3 separate regions of the Homo sapiens genome follow, and all the other regions are linked to region 2. A link is an interaction called in ENCODE POLR2A ChIA-PET data of the cell type or tissue named here. Cell type or tissue: B cell. All regions are shown on one strand.

Region 1 (4,000 bases), 95 kb after region 2:
GATGTGGTAAGGCCACGATTTTGGATGCTGGATGCGAACACTGATGGTGGGGCTTGACGTGGAGAGGAAAACAGTGTGAGTGTGACGGGGCCAAAGTTGAGAATGAATGCAGCAGACTGTGGGGAGGACATGGTGATGAGGACAGACAGCTGGGGCTGCAGCGGACGCCATGAGCCTCAAAGGATCGGGTAGGTTTTGTGTTTATTTTTTTGGTTTTGTTACAAGAACGAGGATAAATAATATCTGGAATTGGTAATAGGGCCCCCTGAGGTACATGGCAGGTGAAAGAAAAGAGCACCACTCGAGAGGCCAGAAGGTGGAGCAGTGTCCTCGGGGGAGAGTCTGGTTTCCCCAAGGAGAGAGAGGGAGGGCTCAGAGGATGGTTGAAGATCTGGGTGAGTCTGCTGGTTAAAGGATGGCAATTCCAGAGAGAGAGCAGAATGGAGACACTGGGCAAGTGGTGGGGTTGAGTGCTGGACTAGGAGCAAGGAAGTGCCGAGCTCTTTGCCTTCTACAAACTCATCTCCAGTCGCTGCTCTAGAAAAGGACTCAATTAAGAAAATATCAACCACCAGCCAGCCCTTGTCTGCCTCTGCTACCCTTCAGGGCCCAGGTGTTAACAGAGGCTAACCTACAGTCACTAACCAGACTATCCTGTATGCTGTGCTCATATGCCCTGGCTGCTGGACTCTAGCTGCTGGCAGGTGAGAGCGGGGCAGGTGAGTGAGATCCTCCTCCTTTGCTCTTTCTCCTGGCTAACTCACTTGACTCCTTCTTCGGTTGGTGGGTACTTGGGTGGGTATATACCTTAATATTCACCTAAATCAAACATACCAACCCCATGACCTTAATATTCACCTAAATCAAACATACCAACCCCATGAGGAAAAGTCACTAGGAAAAGGTTCTGCATGTTTCCCAAAGTTATGTAGAAACAACTCTTGACTTCATTTGCAGATTATTCACACTATTAACATTCCATTAATACAAAAACTCCAGGAGTCAGTCATATTTACAGTAGGGCCATGAGTAACTTAATTGTTTTTCTTACGCCCTTATTTAACAATCCTCTCCCCTCCCCCGCAAAAAAAACCCATCAAACAAAACCCAAACACCCAAATTCCAAACACCAGGCCCAAAACAGAGTAGCAAAGTCATTTGGGGTCCTAACTTCAGTATTAGGACTTTTCATTCTGCCCTCCAAGGGAACTGGAGCTGAGTCCAGGGAAATCCCTTTACTGTTTCCTAAATGCATCAGAATGAGGGTCTATGGTTGAAAGCTGACCCAGGCTTAGAGCAGAGGGCACAGCCACTGTCACCTCCCAATCCCTACCACTGCATTCTGGCATCTGCCAAGTAGGAGGAGCTGAGACATGTTTGATAGGAAGGCAGTGGCTGTTGAGTGGGATGGCACGAAAGGGGACCTTTGCTGCAGTAACAGTTCTCAGGAATTCCTTCCTGCTGTGCCCCTGTATACACACTATACACACATACAATTTTTAGGATGTCATATAGGGGGCAGAAGTACCAGGGCTTCAGGGAAACAGCAAGTTTCTGTCATTTGGGAAGATAGATTTCATAGCCCCCCAAAAATCTAAATATAGACTTATTAAAACCATTGACTTTGCAGTGAACACTTCATACAAGTTTTTTGTTGTTGTTTTAGGATTCATTTGCATTATATACTGTATAATAATAATTTTCATAATAAGATTTAAGCTGGGGGCCCTGAAAAGTGAGTGCACAGGCTGCTTCTGGGAGACACGGGGGAGAGGTGCTTTTCCTTCTTAGCTGCCATTTGTGTCTTAGAAATTCCCTAATTAAAGTCCAGTTAGGCCCTGCTCCTTACCTGGGAATCAGTCCAAATGTCTCTATTGCAAACATAGCTGTTAGGTTACAGAAACTGCAAAGCAGAAAAATAATATGAAAGATTACACTAAGTACAATATATTTTAAAACGCTCTCCATGTCCCTATGGTAACAATCAAACCATATATAATCCTAGTTAAGGTGTCATTTTCTTGACAAAGGACAGAATGGATACATTTATAGAACAGCTGTGATTATTTTTCCATATGTACAGCTCAGGCTTCTCTGAGATTCCTGAAGAGCTCTCTGTCCTAACAGCCTGACATCATTTTGATAGTGGTTCCCAAGGCAACAGGAATAATGGTATTAATAATAAGTATTGGCAGAAATAAAAAAAAGCTAACATTTATGAGTATTAATACTTATTGAAAATGAATACTGGCAGGCGCGGTGGCTCACACCTGTAATCCCAGCCTTTGGGAGGCCGAGGTGGGCAGATCACCTGAGGTCAGGAGTTTGAGACTGACCTGGCCAACATGGTGAAACCCCTTCTCTACTAAAAATACAAAAATTAGCCAAGCATGGTGGTGGGCACCTGTAGTCACAGCTACTTGGAAGGCTGAGGCGGGAGAATCTCTTGAACCCAGGAGGCGGAGGTTGCAGTGAGCTGAGATTGCGCCGCTGCACTCCAGCCTGGGCGACAGAGTGAGACTCCATCTCAAAAAAAGAAAATGAATACTAATTGAGCATTGCTATGTACTAGGCGGCATGCCAAACGCTTACATGCATTATCTTAGTTGATCTTCACAGCAACCCTTCCTTTTAGATGAGGAAACTCAGATGAGGAAGCTCAGATAGGTTAAGCAACTTGAGAAAGTTTACACAGCTGTTAGTAGCAGAGCTGGGATTTGCATTCAGGTTTTTCTGACCCTGCTGCCCATCATGTTGACCTGATGTAGGCTAACTCCTTCAGGAAGCTGAGTATTAGGGGCTCCATCTGTAAAACTGTATTATCATTTCTAATATTACAGAATGTCTCTCATTATTAAGTATATTGCTTGGAATGAGGCAGGATATAGCTAAGCAAACATTTATGACATGATTTCACCTACCTACATGTGGGAGAACACAGAAGAAAGGAACTTATTTTTATTATTTGTTATGTGCTTGGCAAAGTTAGAGATTTTCACCCAGATGCTTCATTTACCCCTCAGAATACTGTAAGACAGGTATTATCGACCCATTCTACAGATACAGAACGGCTCAAAAAGAGTAAGCAATTTTCTTTAGACTGAATAGCTAGTAGTGGCAAAACTGGGATTCAAACCAAAGTAGACTCTACCATTATATCAACTTGTGGAATTGGCATGTAAATACAACCCACAAACAACAATACAAGATACTATGTTATAAATTCTAGGCTGGGCACGGTGGCTCACACCTGTAATCCCATCACTTTGGGAGGCCTAGGTGGGAGGATTGCCTGAGCTCAGGAGTTGGAGACCAGCCTGGGCAACATGGTGAAACCCCATCTCTACTAAAATACAAAAAATTAGCCAGGTGTGGGGGTCTGTGCCTATAATCCCAGCTACTTGGGAGGTTGAGGCAGGAGAATTGCTTGAACCGGGAGGCGTAGGTTGCAGTGAGCGGAGATCGCACCACTGCACTCCAGCCTGGGCAACAGAGTGAGGCTCCGTCTCAAAAAAAAAAAAAAAAATGAGTGATGTAGACACCTGTCACAGGAATTTTCACAGCACGGCAAAGAGGCTTGTGTTGAGTCCTAAAGGTTGGAGTTTAAATAAGGATGAAGGGTTAGGGCATTCCAGGTGTAGGGAGAGATGAGCAAAGGTTTGGAAATGGGAATGAATTTGTGAGGTTTAAGGGATAATGAGGAAATATCTTGGTGCATGTAGAGGAAAGTAGTGGGGGTTTTGTGTGCGTGTGTGTGTGTGTGCATGCGTGTGCTCATGCCTGCACATGTGTCCTCCAGAGGGCTTTAATGAAAGGCTTAGGAATTTTGACTTTACCCTTTTTGTATAAAGGAGTCATGACTGTTTTTGAATTTAATTCAATAGCAGTTTGTAAAGTGATTTGGAATAGATTAGATGTAAGTGGGCCATATGGAAAAATTATACATAGTAGTAAACAACCCAGCTGTGTGATAATGAGGTCTAGACTTGGGTAGAGGCAA
Region 2 (4,000 bases):
CCAGAATACTGGGATGGACAAACTTGAAGTCCAGTTTCTTCATAAGTGTCTATCCAGTGATAAAATTAATTTCCCATTTGGTAGGAGGGCAACAATTTCATTTAAAAAAATTATTTGCATCAATATTTGCATTGTATTTTAGTGCATAGCATGAACCCTTCATTCCACTCACTCTCCATGGGGAGGGGGCCCCACGGAGTCAGCTGCCAGAAGAGCTTTGGATACTGCCCTGCCCCTCCCTCCAGGGCTGTGCCCAGAGTAGCATTTTTTTTTCTATGCCGTGACATTTTTTTTGTATTTTTTGTAGAGACAGGGTTTCTCCATGTTGCCCAGGGTGGTCTCGAACCCTTGGCCTCAAGTGATCCGCCCACCTTGGCCTCCCAAATTGCGGAGATTATAGGCATGAGCCACCACGACCAGCCCCCATAGCAGCTATTATTATTTAACTTTGCTTTGGAGAAAATTAATAAGCACGAAAATATGTATAAAAAAGCAGAAAAAAGGAGTATTTCTTTTTTGTATTAGTTTTACAACATTTCTTCAAAAATCTTATGTTTGCAATCAGAAAAAAAATTATTTAAAAAAAACAATCATAGTCTTACAAGAAAGAGGCCTTTGAGTGAGGCGAGATGAAGAAAATTAGGTTTTGAGATCTTTCCTGAAACTCTGGTTCCCTGTTAACAGAAAAGTGCTGAGACCACCTGAAACCAGTTCACAAAATACAAATCTCCAGCGCAACACACGCCTGAGGCTGAAACCCACGCCTCGACCCAGGGGAGGCTGCGCAGCCCCCTGCTCGTGGACGCTGTGTGTCTTCGTGAACCAGGAGTTGGGCCCCAGGAACTTCCAAGATTCCTTCTTGTCCAGGTGAGGCCATATGTGTAAATCAGTTCGCAGCGAAATTTGGCCGACTTATTTGAGGGATTCCTTGGGTCGCTGGATTCTGGTGACCCCGTCATTGGCAGAGGGCGAGGGCTCTGCTGGGCATTGTGGGGTCACCGTTGGGGTTTCCTGGGCAACCCAAGCGCGTAGAGGGGGCCTGTGGGTACATTCCCGGGAGAGGACGCGAGGGGCCCTTTGGAGTCCTGGAGGCGGCAGCGTTGTTGTCCAGCCCGACGGTTCCCGAGATGTGGGCCCCGCGCTCCGAGAAGAGGCCTGCGCGGGCCATGGCGGCCCCCCGGTTTGGTGGCCCCCGGCGCGGCGGCGCGCAGCACGAGCTGCTGGAGAAGGCGGCGCGCCTGGAGCGGGGCCCCCCTCCGCGCGGGGATCCGGAGGCGGTCGGGCGGCGCGCGGTGGCCGGCGACGGCGGCTCCTGCTCTGGGTGCTGGTGCTGGCGGCGGCTGTTCCGCGGCCCGCGCAGGAAGAAGCTCAGGCAAGCTCACGCGCGCGCAGGCAAGGAGGCCCCGGAGCGCGGCCTGTGGGGCCCCTCGAGCCTGCAGAGGCTGCTTCAGAGGCTGGCGACGTGGAGGCGGCGCTACCTGCGGCGCAAGGAGCGGCCGGACCGGCTGGAGGAGATCCCGCTGCTGGTGCTGGACCGCGCGCAGGGCGGCCACGAGGCCGCGGCCGGACCCCAGAGCAGCGTCCCCGGGCGGCCCGCGCAGGCCGCCCCCGCGCGCCAGCCCCGCCGCCGGTCAGCCACGAGGAGCCGGTCCCCCGTTGCGCCCCCTGTGCACGCTCAGGATTGTTTTTTTCTTTTTGGTCAACAAAAGCAATAAATGAAAGTAACCCCAGCACCGTAGGAATGAAAGCACATGCAATGTTGGGGGGATGTGCATGGAAACCAAGGGTTATCTTGAGGTTCGCAGCGAGCTAAACGAGCCGCGTCCTCCTCGCAGCCTCTCTTTGGTCCGAGGGCCTCGGAGCAGTAACTAAAGCCTGCGGGTGCCGCGGAGCCCTGGGTTCCCCCCGCTGCGCAGTTGCTGCGGGCTGGGAAGCGCTGAATCGGGGGCGGATTGTCTCTTCCTAAACACTGCAGGGGAGAAGGTGGGAAACGGTTTTCAATCTCTGCAATGCCTTTTTTTTGAGACAGGAGAAAAAAAAAAAAAACCAACTATGTTGCCCGGGCTGGACTCAAACTCCTGGGGTCAAGCGATCCTAAGCCTCCCAAGCGTTGGGATTGCAGGCGTGAGCTACCACGCCCCGTCAAAAAAATAAAAAAATCGTTTAAAGCAGGATGCTGAGCTTCACATCCCACTTTGAAGTGAGCGAACTCTACTTTTATGCTTTTGTTGACAGGCATTTAGGAAGGGTGGCTTGGGGTGGGGGTGGGACAGGGGAGTTTGGAAACCAGGGCTAGACTTAGAAGAACAAAGGGAAAGGACTCCTGGAGGCTCCCAGATGGGTCTTGAATGTCTTCCTTTTCCTCATCAATAAAAACCTGCTAATGATACTCCGGCTCTACAGACTCGTGAGGATGAAAGTAAAATAGTAGAAGTGAAAGTGCTGTGGGGACTCTGAAAGCGCGACACACCTTACGGGTAGTTACTAAACTGTGATAATGGTCTCTCCGCAGGCTGTTCCCAGCCAGACTAGCATCCACCCCTCCCTCTCCCCTCACTGCCTCACGCGCCAAAGCTGGCAAGCTTTTCACTAGCTCACCCTTTTCTTCTTTTTCTTTCCTTTCCGTCTTTCTTGAGACAGAGTCTTGCTCTGTCGCCCAGGCTGGAGTGCAATGGCGCGATCTCGGCTCACCGCAACCTCCGCCTCCCGGGTTCAAGCGATTCTCCTGCCTCAGCCTCCCAAGTAGCTGGAATTACTTGTGCATGTGCCACTATGCCCGGCTAATTTTGTAGTTTTAGTAGAGACGGGGTTTCTCCAGGTTGGTCAGGCTGGTCTCGAACTCGCGACCTCAGGTGATCCACCTGCCTCGGCCTCCCAAAGTGCTGGGATTACAGGCATGAGCCACCGCTCCCTGCTCAGTTTACCCTTTTCACTAGCAAGCTAAAAACGCCAAACTGCGAGCCTGGAAGCTCTCCACTTGATTGTGCAGCTGTTGAAGCGGCTTTGGAGTCCCTGGCGCCTTCCAGGCAGGGATTTCCCCTCCCCGTTGACCTAGAGCGTCAACGCTGGGGAAGGGGCCAGCGTTTAGGGAGGTAAAGGTGGGAATATTGTTGGAGGCCAGGCGTTCAAGACCAGCCTGGCAACATGGGGAGGCTTCTTCTCTACAGAGAAATTTAAAAATTGAGCTGGGTGTGGTGGTGCGCGCCTGTAGTCCCAGCTACTTGGGAAGCTGAGGTGGGAGGATCGCTTAGGCCCCAGTGTTCAGCTGCGGTGAGCTGTAATTGTACCACTGCACTCCAGCCTGGGCAACAGAGCCAGACCCTGTCTTAAAAAAAAAAAAATCACTGGGGGAAGGGTGGGAGGTGGAGGATCATGATGCCTGATACTTGAACAGTGAACCTAGGAAGATGAAAAACAGAAAAACCAAGGTATACGCTAGAAAGCCGAGGCCAGGAGCCGGCGCCCCATAGGGAAGAATTCTCTGTAATTCTGTGACTTGGGGTTGGTTAGGTGCATTTTGTATTTCTCCTAGCTTCTTTATTCTTGTCGTTGCCCAGATAGATGAAATTGCTTTGTAGGTCTGTGATAGAGGAAGGCGTTTTTACCAGAAAAGCCACTAAACCTCATAGCCCCATCCTTAGGAGGAAGGCCATCCTGTTATCCTGCCTATAGCTGACTGGGCGGGGGGTCCCGTGATGCCTGAATTAAAAGCTGTTCTGTAGGTAGCAGCCCAGTTGAACCCTCTCTGCTTCGAGAGGTTGAAGCTAAGAGGCCGGTAAAGAAAAGACCGCTGGAAGAATGCCCAATTGCTGAATTCTCAAATCCTGGACTAGAGGTGCTGTTGAATAATGTGTAAGACATTCCACCTATTTAATGTTTTCTGGGTTTGTTTCCGAAAGGAAAGAGACAAACTACAGTTAATTCTCTGACCCTTAATTTATTTGAATGTAGCCATGCCTTTTTGTTTCGACTGTCTCGTGGCCCTCTGCAGTACTTCCTC
Region 3 (4,000 bases), 110 kb before region 2:
TGCAGTGCGGCCTCTGAAAACATGGTTGAACATCCTATGGAATTTTTTTTTTTTTTTGAGATGGAGTCTCACTCTGTCACCTAGGCTAGAGTGCAATGGCGCGATCTTGGCTTACTGCAACCTCCGCCTGCCCCACCTCGGGTTCAAGTGATTCTCCTGCCTCAGCCTCCTGAGTACCTGGGACTACAGGCATGCACCACCACGCCCGGCTAATTTTTGTATTTTTAGACGAGACAGGGTTTCACCCTGTTGGCCAGGCTGGTCTCAAACTCCTAACCTCAGGTGATCCAACTGCCTCGGCCTCCCAAAGTGCTGGGATTACAGGTATGAGCCACCGTGCCCAGCAGAATTTTTTAACTATTTGGTTACGACTAATTTGGATAATGTAGTGCATGCAGCTTTGATTTGTGCCACTAAGAGTGGGCAAACTGTCTTCCTTTTTGTGAATCAGTAAAAATTTTCCCTCAACATGTGTTTGACAGTTGTCATTCACTGCTAAGTTAAGGCATTTGGTAAACCACACAGCCTCTGCATCCTTCCTAGCGACAGCCACAAGAAAAGGTGGGCATGGGAGGGAAAATGCTCTTGTGAATTGAACTGGAGGCAAGCTCCACTTTTCTTTAGAAAAAGATGTAGATCAAAATAACTAATATTTTCTTCCTTGCTCGATTTCTGTGCCTTCCATGGTACATCAAAATAATAGGACCAGTAATGGCCACAATCCTGTTGACTGCTGTTACCTTCGCCCCAATATTTCTTTAAGCATTTCTTAAGCATCTAGCTTGTGTTTTGTTATATTTAACAGATTTTCTTAAAGTATTGTATGAATTAAAACCAGAAATAACTTCATTTTCCTAGAAAGGGATAATTTCTCCCGGAGAATAAATCCTGAGGATTTAGTTAGATGCTGTGGGTATTGTATTTTAAATAATATTTTAATGGGAGCAGCTGATTGACTTTCAAATGGATTGTTTACATTAATAGTAATTCTGCAGTTGTTTTACTATTGCATCAGTCTGCCAGACAAGTTCCATGTGCATATTTTAATTCAGAACTAATTATACTTAAAAATTTAAACCCTGCATACTTCCCCAAAAATGTTTAGGGCAGTTAAAAACAACTCTTTTGGAAGATGACTCGCATTTTAAGAAATGAGAGAACACTGTCAAATGATGAATGCATTTAAAAAATAATTTGCAAAGTGATAAAAGCCCTTAGTTTTAAATCTTACAATGACATTAGCTCTTACAAGAACTCAGTAAGTATTTGCTGTTTTTTAATGGGATAGTAATAAGGTTGAGGTTTTTGTTAAGGGACGTTTACTTATCATCAAACTCTATACTTACTACTACAAGGAAACTCCAAGTACATTAAACACTATGTTTTATAATTCTTTGCCACACTGCCAATAAATTCTGTTCACATTTTAAGGATGACAAGTCCACTATATGTAACACGTAAGAATGCTATCCTGGCAGTAGACACAGGGCCAGAATAAACTGGCAAGTTTTCATTCCACACAAGTGTGGGAAAAAAATGACTACAACTTAAACTTTATTTACTTGATTGAGAGCTTATTGCACATGAAATGTTTTATGTGGTTGATCTTAACTTCGTTTACATTGACTTCTATGCTCAAGATTGTTCAATTGCTGCTGCTGCCGTTGTGTTTTCTTTCAGGATCGAGGTGGGTACCTTCATATAATATCTTCTTTTTAATTTCTTCTCTGGCAATTCTTTCCTGGATTCTTTGCTTTGCATAATTATACCTACAATGAAACCTTAGAAGAAAAGAATATGAATAAATTGTTAATATAAAGTCCTACAGAAATTAATTTATGAAATTTCTCTAAATCACACAAAACTTAAATACAGATGACTACTACCCTGAGACTGAAAAATATGTTCTAATTTATAGTGCTATTTTTGGGCAGTTTTGGTGTCAGAATACCTATCAACACATTCTTTTTTTATTAGGAAAAAAAGGATGTCTACATAACAATTTGTAAAGTGATAAAATCCATTAGTTTTTAAGTCTTCTGATAGCATTGGCTATTATAAGAAACAAGTATTTGCTCTCGTTTTTAACGGGATAATAATGCTATGTCTACATAAAATGATTTCTACCACCTTAAATAGCTCACTGTAGAAATTCATGTATAAATGGAACCATATAGTACATACATATCATACTCTTAGGTCTGGCAAATATTTGAGGTTCATCCATATTTTATATTCACTCATCAGTAGTTGTAAACACATTCTTAAAGTAGCATTTTCAGATATGAATAAGCAGGGATGAAATAAGTATTAGGGTAAGGGAAATGGTTGAGGCTTTCCTAAGTGAAGTGTAAAAACCACAGCTTTCTTTTTAATGGGATGTCTAATATGCATTTATCTGTTCAAGCATTTTAAGATTTCCATGAAAATGTCCTGAAAAATCAAGATTCTTCATTGAGGGTGAGGATCTCCCAATGGGAGACTGCTCTGAAAAGAGCATGTGCTTTTTGAATTAGATAACCTACTATAATCATGGATGTTCTTGAATACTTAGCAAACATACCAGCATCCCAAAGTCACCAAGATAAACCCTCCTACTCCAACATCACATGATCTTCTAATTCTACCTGTAAAAATAAGCATAACAATTAATTAGAATATAATTACGTTATATACATTACTCCACCTAGAAAAAAAAATAGTTCATTATGTAGAGAAATGCTTTTTTTAGTACATAGAGAAATAAAAAATACAGATACTCACTAGTGAACAAAAAATGTCCAAAGCCAGCCACAACAGATCCTAATGAACCATACAATATTGAATGCCGGGCGCAGGGAGTATTTTCAACATCTAAAAATCCTAGGAGCTTAAGGGACTAGAATGAAAAAAAAGAACCTAGATTGAGTAAGAAAGTATTTCATTTTGGGGTGCTTTGGCAAAAATGACAATACACCATTTCTTTTCTTGTAGTTGAGGGTTTAAACTAGAGTATGTGCCACGTGACAACCTAAATCAGCTTGCGTTGTCTTTGTCCACCTTTGGTATGCAGTCTGAATCTTTAAATCCGAAAACCTTACAAATTGGACCGGAAAACCCTTAAGCAGTAGGGTAACTTGGAGCTGTATCTTAATTTGCTAATCAACTGACTTGGAAATAGGATAATTCATTTTATGAGCTCTTTAAATGAGTTTATTTGGGAATATGCCTATCATTGGAATTGAAAGCAGCATAGCTTGCTTCAGTAACTCCAATAATTTGGGAAGCAGAAATGGAAAAAGTAATTTGAGTCATGTTTGCTTATGTAGTGCCGTTTAAAATTCCCCTAGTAATTACCTTTCATATTTTATTAACTAGGTTAACATCAACTGTGGTTGTAAGAGTAAATGTTTCACCTTAAGATAAACATGGGCAATATATTAAACTCTAGTCTGTTTTCTTGCCTGTGAAGTGAGGCTGCACTTGATTATATTTGATTCTTTGTTCGTAATACATGGGAACGACAGCTAAGTGTGGTGAAAAACGCGGGGATCCAAAGAGCTGGATTTTTATCTCAGATCTGCCGCTAACTTTTGTATCCTATAGGCTACTTTTATTTCTATGGTCTCAATCTATAACATGAATGGGTTGGGTTAAATGACTGAAGTTCCTTCAAGTGCTAAAATTCTTTTTCTACAGTCTTCATTGGATTTATGTATTTCTTATTCCTAATATGTTTAACTGGGATGTCTGTCACTCTAGGGCGGCAAGACAGACATTTAAAAGTAACAGTCACACTGCTGAACTGGCATTTCTGTTAACACAAAAGTTTAGAAAACTCACGGTAACTGTTACTTGATTTAAGTGTATATAAAATTTTCAGTAAGGCTGCTTTTAAAAGGAACCACTGTCCATTTAAAGGTTTCATAGTTATCTTCAATGGGTTAGTATTGTTTGGGGCAGGACATTAAACTAGAAGGGATTCTATAGGATGAGGTGATACCTAGAAGGTAATATATTG

What was found. ChIA-PET counts read pairs that join two places held together with the same protein. Peaks named below come from ENCODE experiments on the same cell type or tissue, not always from the same donor. Only the 100,000 strongest peaks of a DNase experiment are listed, where the experiment ranks them.
Region 1: POLR2A ChIA-PET joins it to region 2 with 5 read pairs; 4 of 35 experiments call an interaction of 5 or more read pairs at or near these places.
Region 3: POLR2A ChIA-PET joins it to region 2 with 6 read pairs; 10 of 35 experiments call an interaction of 5 or more read pairs at or near these places.

Annotation. Positions count from the first base shown.
Region 1 is chr1:244,633,392-244,637,391 of GRCh38, reverse strand. CATSPERE (catsper channel auxiliary subunit epsilon) reads right to left here. Exons shown (of 22, transcript NM_001130957.2): 21 at 1,850-1,903. Among named protein-coding and RNA genes, the nearest start is that of DESI2, 18 kb to the left of the region's middle. In B cell, no CTCF peak of the experiment used is centred here; no DNase peak of the experiment used is centred here.
Region 2 is chr1:244,728,090-244,732,089 of GRCh38, reverse strand. C1orf202 (chromosome 1 open reading frame 202) reads left to right here and starts at 1,075. Exons shown (of 1, transcript NM_001395959.1): 1 at 1,075-2,389. The coding sequence starts at 1,167. The coding sequence ends at 1,715. RefSeq lists enhancers at 1,154-1,891, 2,339-2,388, 1,892-2,628. In B cell, no CTCF peak of the experiment used is centred here; DNase peaks (open chromatin) are centred at 1,379, 1,779 and 2,459; H3K4me3 peaks cover 1,818 bases; H3K27ac peaks cover 1,115 bases.
Region 3 is chr1:244,840,822-244,844,821 of GRCh38, reverse strand. It overlaps COX20 (cytochrome c oxidase assembly factor COX20), which reads right to left. Exons shown (of 4, transcript NM_198076.6): 2 at 2,764-2,878; 3 at 2,564-2,627; 4 at 1-1,781. The coding sequence ends at 1,646. Among named protein-coding and RNA genes, the nearest start is that of COX20, 7.2 kb to the right of the region's middle. In B cell, no CTCF peak of the experiment used is centred here; no DNase peak of the experiment used is centred here; H3K27ac peaks cover 673 bases.